Regions from separate parts of the Homo sapiens genome. Here region 2 is linked to region 1. The links are chromatin loops, found by intact Hi-C in ENCODE. Cell type or tissue: mammary epithelial cell. All regions are shown on one strand.

Region 1 (5,000 bases):
AGCTGAGGTCCGGGGGAAGCGGTCCCTGGATCTGGGGAGGCTTTGGAGTCAGGGAGGGCTGGCACCAGGATAACAGCAGCCTAGGATTATCTCTTTGCAAGGTCACGTTCCTCTACAAAGATTCAATCCCAGCCTGGCTCTGCCTCCATGCCCCCTTAGACACTGCAGACCAACTAAATACCATGCCAGGAACACCACAGTGTCCCGAAAGGACACTGTCTCCTGACACCAGCCCCTCTTTCCACAGTCTGACATTTTGGGTGTTATTTCGTCCTCTCCATCACCAAGTGTTCAGACAACAGAGGCAATGACGGGTTGGGCTCTGAGAGAAGGCGTCTGTGTGCACATCTGAGTGTGTGCATCAGTAAGAGTGTATCTGGGTGGGGTGTGTGCACAGGGGTGTGCCTGCCACCAAGGGCAGCCATGTAGATGTGTCCCAGTTGTGTGTGCTTCTATGGAAGCAGGTATGTATGGTGGAATTGACTGTGTGAACGGGGTGGGACTGGGGGGATCCTCTCTTTTGCCCTGCATTTGGTGGGGTCAAGAGGTAGGATTGGGAAGTGGAAGGAGGTCAGGTACACTGGCCCTTTCCTGGGCCCAAGATTACACTTAATGGGGGGCCACAGGCCTGCTTTCACAGGCACCTTGCCTGGGCAGTTTCTGGGAGGCTGGTGAGCTCTAAAAGCCCTAAAAGCACTCAAGGATTAAGCAGGAGCCCCTGTGCCTAGAGCTCCGCTTAGGTCGCTGAGCCAAAGAGACCCTGTGTGACCCTGGGCAGTGAGCTGTGGTGGGGTAGAGGACCCTTCCCTCCCTGCCAGGCCCAACCCATGGGAGTTGAGAGCGGGGACCTCGGTCTGCCGTGAGGTGAGGGGCTGTGGGGCAATCCGGGGCCGCATCAATGTTGGATGAGCCTGCACCTCCTCGATACCATCTTCCTTGGTCTCACTTTTAGTGTAACTGGAGAGCCCAGGGACCAGTCCGAGCTGGCCATGCGCGATCTGCTGGCAGTGGCCGCACCTGCGAGGGGACAGGAGCTGGGGTAGGGAGGCTGGCGCAGGCCCACGGCGTGTCCTGGAACAGCTTGGGGGCCACAGGGCCAGTCTCGCAGGGCAGGGGTCGATTCCAGTCTGGCCTCTGCTCGGGCCCTGGGTCCCGGTGCAGGGTTACTCCCCCGCCCCCCTCGGGCCACTTCGCCTTCCGCGGGGTGTCATCTGTCTGGCGGCGTGTCCTTGGGCCAGTTCGGTCCCATCCCCCTGCCTAGCTCTGGGAGTTTCCTGCTCGGGAAGGGGCTGGAGGGGCAGCAGCTGGACAGAGAGAGACCCCCTGGGGTAAGGAAGGGGAGCAGCCGCGACTGCACAGAGCCTCCCACTGCAGGTGAGTGTCCCGCCTGGGGAAAGGCCGGGAGCGCCTGGGGAAAGGCCTGGGGAAAGGCCGGGAGCGCAGGAGTGAGATTGGGGGTCCACAGTGGCCAAGCTTCTCCCCACCCTGGACTTTCCTACTCCAGTCCTGACCCTTTATAGCCTTGTGACACCACAAGTGCCGCCCCCACCCCCAACTACCACCAAGTATCGCCCTACAAGGCAGCAGTGAAGTAGGCTCGTAGCCGGTGAACACCTGGTACTTGTTGGCAGATGTTGGGATGAAGTTATTACTGCACTGTGGCCTCCATGATCAGCATGGACGGACACTCCTGTGGGCAGCAAGTTTGGATTGGATCAGTGAGCCATGGCGAGTGGGCAGCAGCCTGTTTTAAAAAACTGTTTATTGGAAAACAGACACATCTATCGGCTTAAATGTTGTCTATGGCTGCTTTCACACTACAACCTCAGATCTGGCCCTTCAAGAAAAAATTTTGCCGATGCCTGAGATATTCTCCCAGGGCATACTTCCCTTTAACCTACACGTGTTCATTCTCTTCCTCTCCCTCACACCTGGGCACCTATCCTCCCTCCTCCCTTTGCACCTCCCGCACATCTGGCTCACGCCAGGCTCTCCACACCTGGGAACATTTCTTTGGGGACCATTCACCTCACATCTGGTCACTATTCCTTCCTCTGGCAAGAGAGGAAATGACTGGGGCAACAATTTCAGAATCTAACAGGACAGCCGAGGGCTGAGGGAGGACCTTTGCCTGACCCCAAGTTGTCAGTGAGCCCCTCCCTAGGCTACAGGAGCAAGGCGAGTTAACTGCCGATGAGCACAGCTGCTCTGGGCCCCCAAATCTGTTTTGTCACCCGAGAGACTAAGCAGGCCAGTTCTGGGCATGGGCTTTCTGTCACTCCCTCTGTTGGCTGGTGACAGTGCTGAGGTCCCGATAGAGTGGTAGGGAGACCCTGCCGAACAGATAATTAGAGGGTGCCAATATGATCTGGGGGGGAACCTGGGAGACAGGGAGCTCCAGAGGCACCGCCCCTCGCCTGCCCGCTTCCCTGTCGCTTCCACACCCTGGGGCCCATCGTGCCCCACTTCCTCCAAGCCCCAAGCCTTTGCAAACAGAACAAAAGCCGTTTCCTTGGTTCCCTTTTGTACGTCTGAGTTCAGGGGTCCGTTTCAGGGCCTGGACTCCGGGAGACTCCGGGAAACTCCGGCGCCCGAAGACAGAGCTGCATTCCTGCTGTGCCGCCACAAGATGGCACTCTCTAGGTGTCCGCCCCAGTTTGAGCACTCCGGGAGTTTCTGACACTTGCTGGCCTTTCGCCCAGTTTCAGCCTGAAGATTGTGGTCAGACACACTCTGAATCCCACCAGGCTTGATTAGCTTTGCCTGCCCCCTGAGGCAGCTCATGGACTTCTTCAGACTCTGTAGTTCAGGACATATTGACCCCTTCTGAAGGGGCCCTCAGGAACTGCCTGCAGTGTAATTACCTGCCTGCTTATACTCCTCCCCACCAGGCACTCCTGAGAGCGGGACCGTCTTATTCTCCTCGGGGCCACCTGCCCCAACCCAGGGCCTGGCACGGCAGAGATGGCAGAGGTGTTTGGTGGGGTGTAATGTGTAAACAGCAGAGTGCTGCTGTCGTCATTCATCCCACCATAGTTTGTCTGGTGAATGCATTTTTAGTGTCAAGCTGCCTGAAGGAGAAGCCAGGGATAAAGACCCAAGCTCAGAATGTATCCTGGGGAGAGGGATTGGTTCACAGAGAGAAGCTGTCTTGCAGCCTTTCCCCCTCTGGCCTGGTTCTGGCTGTTGCCAGCATTCTAGGAGTTCTCTAGACGGGCTGAAACGCACCGCAGGGATACAGGGAGGGCCGGAGAATAGGCGTTTGTTTCCAGGTAGAATTTTGGGGCATACCCGGCCTTGTCTGGGAGCAATCAGGGACCAGAGGCAAGGGCTGCGATGGGCTCTGGGGCCTACTGTGGCCTCATCCCTCTCACCTGGCCCCAGCTCAGGCCATTCCAAGAGCCTCCCAGCCTAACAGCAACGTGTGGCTATCCAAGGGTCCCAGACAGAGGATTGGAGGGCTGCACCTGTGTTTAGGGGACAGCCACCCCTCCCCCTAAGCACCTGCTCTGACAGCATGGGATGATGTCAACAAGGGACTTCCATGAAGCCCAAGGGGGAAGGACAGTGGGAGTGGGGTCTGAGGTCTGGACTCTGCTTGAAGATTGACAATGATGGGTGGGAGTCCCTCACCCACTGTAAGCTCTAGGAAGAGGGTGAGCATTCCTGTTGATACTGTGGCCCATTGTGTTGGCAGAGTCCAGGCCAGTTTGTGCTCTTGGTGTGACCCCAGGAGGGAGTCCTTTGCTGGATCATCTACCTCATGGGCTGGTACTGACATGCAGGTGCGATTTCCCTGCCTAAAACAGGCTCCAGAGTAAGACTGGCATCGCTCACCAGGGTAATTATTGGTTTGGGTTCAATTTCCATTCAAAACAGTAATCCCAGCCTGAGCTGGGTGTCAGATCTGAAGGTTGATTATTAGTAACATTTATCAACAGCCTCTCTCAGCTTCAGGCAATTACAGCTCATCTGCCATTCCTGCTCCCAGTCATGCAAACTTGCCAGCTTCTTCCCTGCCCACCCCCTCCATTCCCCTCTCCCCTTCTTCTCCCATCTCCTCCCCTTAGCAGACAACCTGACGGAGGGCAGGAGGTGGGTGCCACCTTATGACTCACTATCACCCTGTATGGAGGGGGTCCATGTGCATGCTAGGCACCTGTGCTCCCCAGCAGCAATATTCATGTTGCAGTCTTGTGAAATCTGAATCTGATTCTATCAGAACTGAGGAGAATCTGTGAAGGGGACAGATGGGAACCCATGTCTCCCGGCTCCTTGTCGCATGATGCGTTTTCAATGGCACTGTGCTCCTTCCTGCTCCTGACTCAGTCTGTCCCTCCCCTCCAGGGCTGAGACTAGGGTGAGGCTAGAAAGACATTGACCTCAAGTGCAACATTCAAAGGACCTCGAACAAGCTCAGTAATTAAGATAAATGATATTTCAATATAGTATTTTTTTAAATCAAAATGAATGCAAAGCACATACAACAAAATCAAACCTTTAATAAAGACAAGATACAACACTGGATTTGCGGGCCTTGTATTGGCCTCACTTGCCTTACCCTAACTCCAGTCTTGTTTATCATGGACAGTTTTGCTTTGATTTGCTGGAAGTATTAAATTTCTTGGCTGCTGAGTTTTTTGGCAAATCTTTAAATTCTGCGCCTCAGGCGAGAGCTTTATTCAGCTTACCCTGGTGCTGGCCCCACTGCTCTCACTTCCCGCTGGGCCCTAACCTCCTGCTCCCTTCAGCTCTTACTGCCTACTGCCTCAGGCAGGGTGGCTCAGCTTCTCTCTTCGCAGGTGCCCAGGGCAGCAGGGGACCCAAAGGGCCCCTCCATGGGCTGTCTTCCAGGGTGCCCATCCTTCATTCCATCCCACTGGACCCTGCTTCAGCCGTCAGACACCTCAGGGAGGGCCTGCAGGTTGCCAGAGTAACTGCTGTGATAACTGGAGGACAGAACATGCTGGTCTTGCTCTGCTCGTAGAATCACATCCAGC
Region 2 (5,000 bases), 530 kb after region 1:
AACTGAATTTCCTGGTAATAAAAACACCTGGAAAATAATGTCACTAACTTAATAATTACAAGAGGTATGACTATATTGGGATTTCCCAGAAAGAGTAACACAAGCAGTGACCTGAAGGACAGCAATCAGTTGGCCAGGGAAAGTGAGGAATGCATTCCAAAAAGAGGAGCCAGGAAGAAACCTGGCAGATTTGAGGAAATTAAAAGGGACCAGTATGGCTGAACTGTGGGGAAAAAAAAGAGCTACATTGCTGTCAGTCAAAGATGGTGAGGTAGACAAGGAGCAATATCTATAGGGCCTCATAAGGTATGTTAAAGATCTGAGGCTCTATCCTACAAGCATGCAAATAAACACTTTTTCAGGAGCGGAGTGGCATAATCAGATTTTTATTTGTAAAATATGACTTTAGGGGCAGGATGTAAGAGAATCAAGAGTGTAAAGTAGCAGGCAGGCCAGCTGGAAAGCTATCTGAAGAAGATGGATGCTAACAGGTGGAAGTAAGTATATAGATTTGGTTGTAGGGAATTTAGGAAATTCCCATCAAATGGCTTCCTTCTCTATGAAATAGCAAATAGAAGAGACAGATGACTTTGGGCATTGATGGATTAAAAACAGAGATGAATAAATTTAATCCCAAAGCCTTATGGAAGAAAGCAGGCACTCTGGCCTTACGCAATTCTGCTGAGCCTGCTCTGCTGAGAAGAGTTTGCCCCTTGTGAATCTGGTGTTACTTTATACTGCTAGGTTAAGAATTCTGTATTATTTTGTCAAAATAAATCAAAGTTTCACCCAAGAGATAAAAAGATATAGAAAGAGAACTTTCCATTTGCTTGCCCTTGTATAGCATGTGAATGTACTCTTCCTAAGTATCACCTTCAAGCAACTTCAGAAGAAAAGACTGAAGGAACTTGGGAAATACTTTTTGCAGTTAACCACAGATGGACCCTGGCTAAACCACAAAAAAGAGGGCCTTATTAAAAGCATTCTTAGCTGATGGACCTTTCACCATTAACCTGTCACTTAGGTCAAAAAACAAAAGATAAATGCTATTCCCCAGGTCTAGCGCCACCATCAACATGGAGGAAATGATGAAAGTCCCAGATTACAGGGGAAATTCAACAACCGGTGCCTTTAGGAGAAGAAAGCTGACATTCTGTCCTCATCCCTTCAAAAACATATCCTAAGCAGAAAGAGATCTAGGATCAAAGCTATCTTTAAAGGACTAAAAGGTCTCAGAAGCACTGCTGCCTGCAGGTGTAAAAATAAAGTGACAAAAGTACACTGACAGACCAAATTAGTGATCCCTAAACTTCCTTTTAGGTTTGCCCACTACTCTTCCTATTATGACTCTAGAAAGCCCTTGAGAGGGCATCTCCGGGAGTGTCATTTATGAGAAACCAAGCCAACAGAGAGAACACCTAGTAAGATAATTAGTGGATTTTAGAAAAGAGGAAAAAAAAATAACAAAGTAGTGAAAGTACAGGAGATGGATTCGCCACCATCTAATCAGCGCTACATGGAGGATATAGGTTTTTCACCATGATTTATAGTCAAAGGTTAAAAAACTTCACATTTTTAACAAAAATACCAACCCCCATCTCCCTGGAAGTTGTAACTCTCTGCTTTTGTTGTAATTGGGGTTTACCCATGGGGTTAATTTCCCATTGGATATAAGCCTATGGCCATCTCTACATTGCAGGCAGCATAAAACTGGGGCAAAAAAAGAAATACCTTCTGCATCCGATAACAGAGTTTCACAGCCGGAGTCATAAGCCCCGAGTTCAAATATCAGTTCTGCCATTTACAAGTTCTACGACTGAAGGCAAGTTATTGAAACTCATTCAGCCTCAGTCATCTTGTCTGTGAAAAGGGATTAGAACCTACCTCACAAGATTATGATAAGGAGAAAAAGAGATAATGTACATAAAGCTCTTAGCACAGTGCCTGGCACATAAATAAGTACACAGTAAGGGATAGGTACCATTAGAAATCATTAACTCTCACCTTCACGTTCATTTGTTCGTCTCTGCTGCCTCTGAAGACTTCTTAGGTCTTAGATGCACCTTGCTTACCTAGAACCCAAATATCCTGTCTGCTTCTGCCTATCTCTAGCTACAGGACTCCCTCGTTCCTCCACCAACAATCCCCTGGGTTAAGTTATTACCCATCCAAACTTACAAACTCTGCCGACCCATCCCTCCTGTGTAACTTCCCTCCCTGTCCTGGCCTGTTCCGCATGTTGCCATTCATTTCCAGTGTGACAAATCTGAAGTCAAGTCAGATTGTTTCAGTTAGTTTGAAGGCTGCCTAAAAGGCTTTATTTAACCTACAGAAGCCAAAATCATTATTTACATATAAATAACATCATTGGTCAACTGATTAATAACTTTATACTCAGGACCATGCTAGACTCTCCAACTATATTTAATCCTTCCAAGTTAAGACTCTAGTTAATTAATTATATTTTATCCTTCCAAAATATGACTGCATTTACAAGCAAAGAAGTTACCTCAAAATGCAGCTTCTAAATAGACCCTCAGTTTCTGCATCTTAATTCAACTCCTTGTTATCTCCAAAACGTGAGAGTTGAGAAATAAAAGCCTCTAGGCTACTTTTTAAACAATCTTAGACCCACATTGTCTTAAAATTATCAGAATATCTCTTAGTAAACACTCAATATTTTCACTATTTCATTACTCTCCAGGTATATTTTAAGTCCTTGACTAAATTAAATGAGTCAAGAAAAAGAATCTGAAGTACTAGTAACACAAAATTGGTCTAATGTTTAATGTGTGGTTCATTTAGAGGCAACAACTAAAGATCAGGGTCATTAGCCTTTCCTGTGCCAGATAGCATCTCATAGGATATCTTGACTAAATTCTGCAAACAGTCAATTGAACCAATATTGCATCTTGTAATAGTCATACATGCTTTTACTACTATAAAGATGACTTTTTATTATGTTTCCAATTCAAAATCTATTCTGCTACCCAAGTCTCTTCCACAGCATACTTCTTTAATTTAGTAAATGAAATTTTGCACTAAGAAAGCAGCAAATATTTATATTGCCAAGTGATAGACTGACCTCTAGTGGAAATTTTTTAAATTACTGAGTGAGCTTCTCAGGACTTTAATACAGTTATAACTGTCGAACCTATGACATTGTTAAAATAATGTTTAAGGCTGGGCGTGGCGGCTCATGCCTGTAATCCTAGCACTGTGGGAGGGTTTGAGACAAGCCTGGGCAACATGGTGAAACCCCAACTCTACTGAAAATACTAAAAAATTAGCTGGGGTGGTTGTGTGTGCCTGTGGTCCCAGCTACTCGGGAGGCTGAGGTGGGAGGACTGCTTGAGCCCAGGAGGTAGAGGTTGCAGTGATCCAAGATCGAGCCATTGCATTCCAGCCTGGGTGACAGAGTGAGACCCTGTCTCAAAATAATAATAATAATAACAATGTTTAAAACATTACTAATAAAATTTACTTCTTAAGTCAATTCAAGCATAGACTAGGGTTAACAGTAGAGACTCTGGTTCAGAGCTCACCTCTGCCACTTTCTAGTTATGTAACGTTTATCTGGCTCCCCATCTGTAAAATGAAAAAGTGAATATTACCTACCACATGGGGTTATCATGAAGATCAAATTAGTCAAAATATGAAACATATCTAGAACACAGTAAGGTACACAGTTCAGTGCTATAATATTATTAGTTATTACTATTTGTGGCTGCAAGAAATTATGGCTGGAGGCAAATAATAATTTCAGAGAATATAAAGAAAAACAAAAGAGTCTTTACAGGAACACATTTCTTTAGGGATTGGCTATAACAAACCAATATAGCACCAATACAGCTATTCCTCCCATTTCCCAAAATATATGAGCTATGCCTATATAAACAGAGGAACGGGGAAAATCAGAAGCACATAACTACACCTGGGTAACCTTTTGTAGGAAATACTGGGAAGTCTTTTCATTGTCCCAATATGGGCATGATGAATAACACCAGATTCTATCCTTTAAACCAAAAACAAACTAACAGCTCCAGTCCATGTGGGTCTTTCCAGGCTTTGAACTCCTTTTACATTTAGCACCTAGCTACACACTAAATTAGTCATCAGTCTCAGATTATCTGAGTCATACAATGTAGCACTTTTCTATAATTAACTTATTCTTTGGGCTTATATTACAAGATTCTGAACTTTTAAAAACAATATTCAACGGCTTCTACAGCAATATATCTGACTAATGACTAAAAAATGCCTCCCTACAAAGTTAATAATATAGTCTCCACCTCTTTTTCCAAGGAAAATCCAAATCAGCAATTATTTTCAGCTTACAGGAATGTGCATAAAATTGAAAGATGGTCTATAATTCCAAGGTACTTCCTTAGTACAAAATAATTGCCATCCAGAGAAAAATAGCTTGTTTTTATCATAAAACAATATGATCACTAAATAAAATACAGTTCTTAGTTCCTTCCATCACAGTCCTGAAGTACCCAAATTCATTTTAGTAATTCACATTTTCTATTCTGGGAACACTCCAAGTTGCAATTCAGTTATTCAATGTAAACATGAACTCATTAAAATGGCATAAAAGTTCCTCCAAAGTATTATTCATAACATTTACATGTATTTACTACAAGAGACTAAAAAGAACTGATTTATGTAACTGGGATCATAAATCGTGGATAATGAATTATATATGTAAAACCACAACTCAAAAACAATTACAAAAATGAATACCACAGTATGGTCAGACAACTTCTAGAAAGCATCAGACATATTGTAACATAATTCGCTCTGCTATTAAAAGTCATCAATAAGTGTGGTGCTATTAAAGCATGTATTTCAAGATAACAGCAAAAATTAGACGTTTGAAGTTTTTTGAAAGCTTGAGTTTATCTGGAAATATAAAAGCAAGAAAGCTATTTATTATAGTATTTGATACTTCACTAAGTACAGTTCCATAAAACTGTGGCCCTGAACATTTCCCTAAT

What was found. Peaks named below come from ENCODE experiments on the same cell type or tissue, not always from the same donor. Only the 100,000 strongest peaks of a DNase experiment are listed, where the experiment ranks them.
Region 2: it touches region 1 in a loop (5-fold over the local background); 5 of 110 quality-filtered maps call a loop at or near these places.

What each region holds. Positions count from the first base shown.
Region 1 is chr11:8,030,720-8,035,719 of GRCh38, forward strand. LOC124902627 (a long non-coding RNA gene) reads right to left here. Exons shown (of 2, transcript XR_007062581.1): 2 at 4,483-5,000. It also overlaps a transcript of TUB not described here. Among named protein-coding and RNA genes, the nearest start is that of CASC23, 17 kb to the left of the region's middle. RefSeq lists an enhancer at 4,956-5,000. In mammary epithelial cell, a CTCF peak has its summit at 2,627 (motif pointing right); a DNase peak (open chromatin) is centred at 2,682; H3K27me3 peaks cover 251 bases.
Region 2 is chr11:8,563,706-8,568,705 of GRCh38, forward strand. The region is part of intron 1 of STK33 (serine/threonine kinase 33); the gene reads right to left. Among named protein-coding and RNA genes, the nearest start is that of STK33, 28 kb to the right of the region's middle. RefSeq lists an enhancer at 3,212-3,291. In mammary epithelial cell, a CTCF peak has its summit at 3,096 (motif pointing left); DNase peaks (open chromatin) are centred at 3,156 and 4,066; H3K27ac peaks cover 366 bases.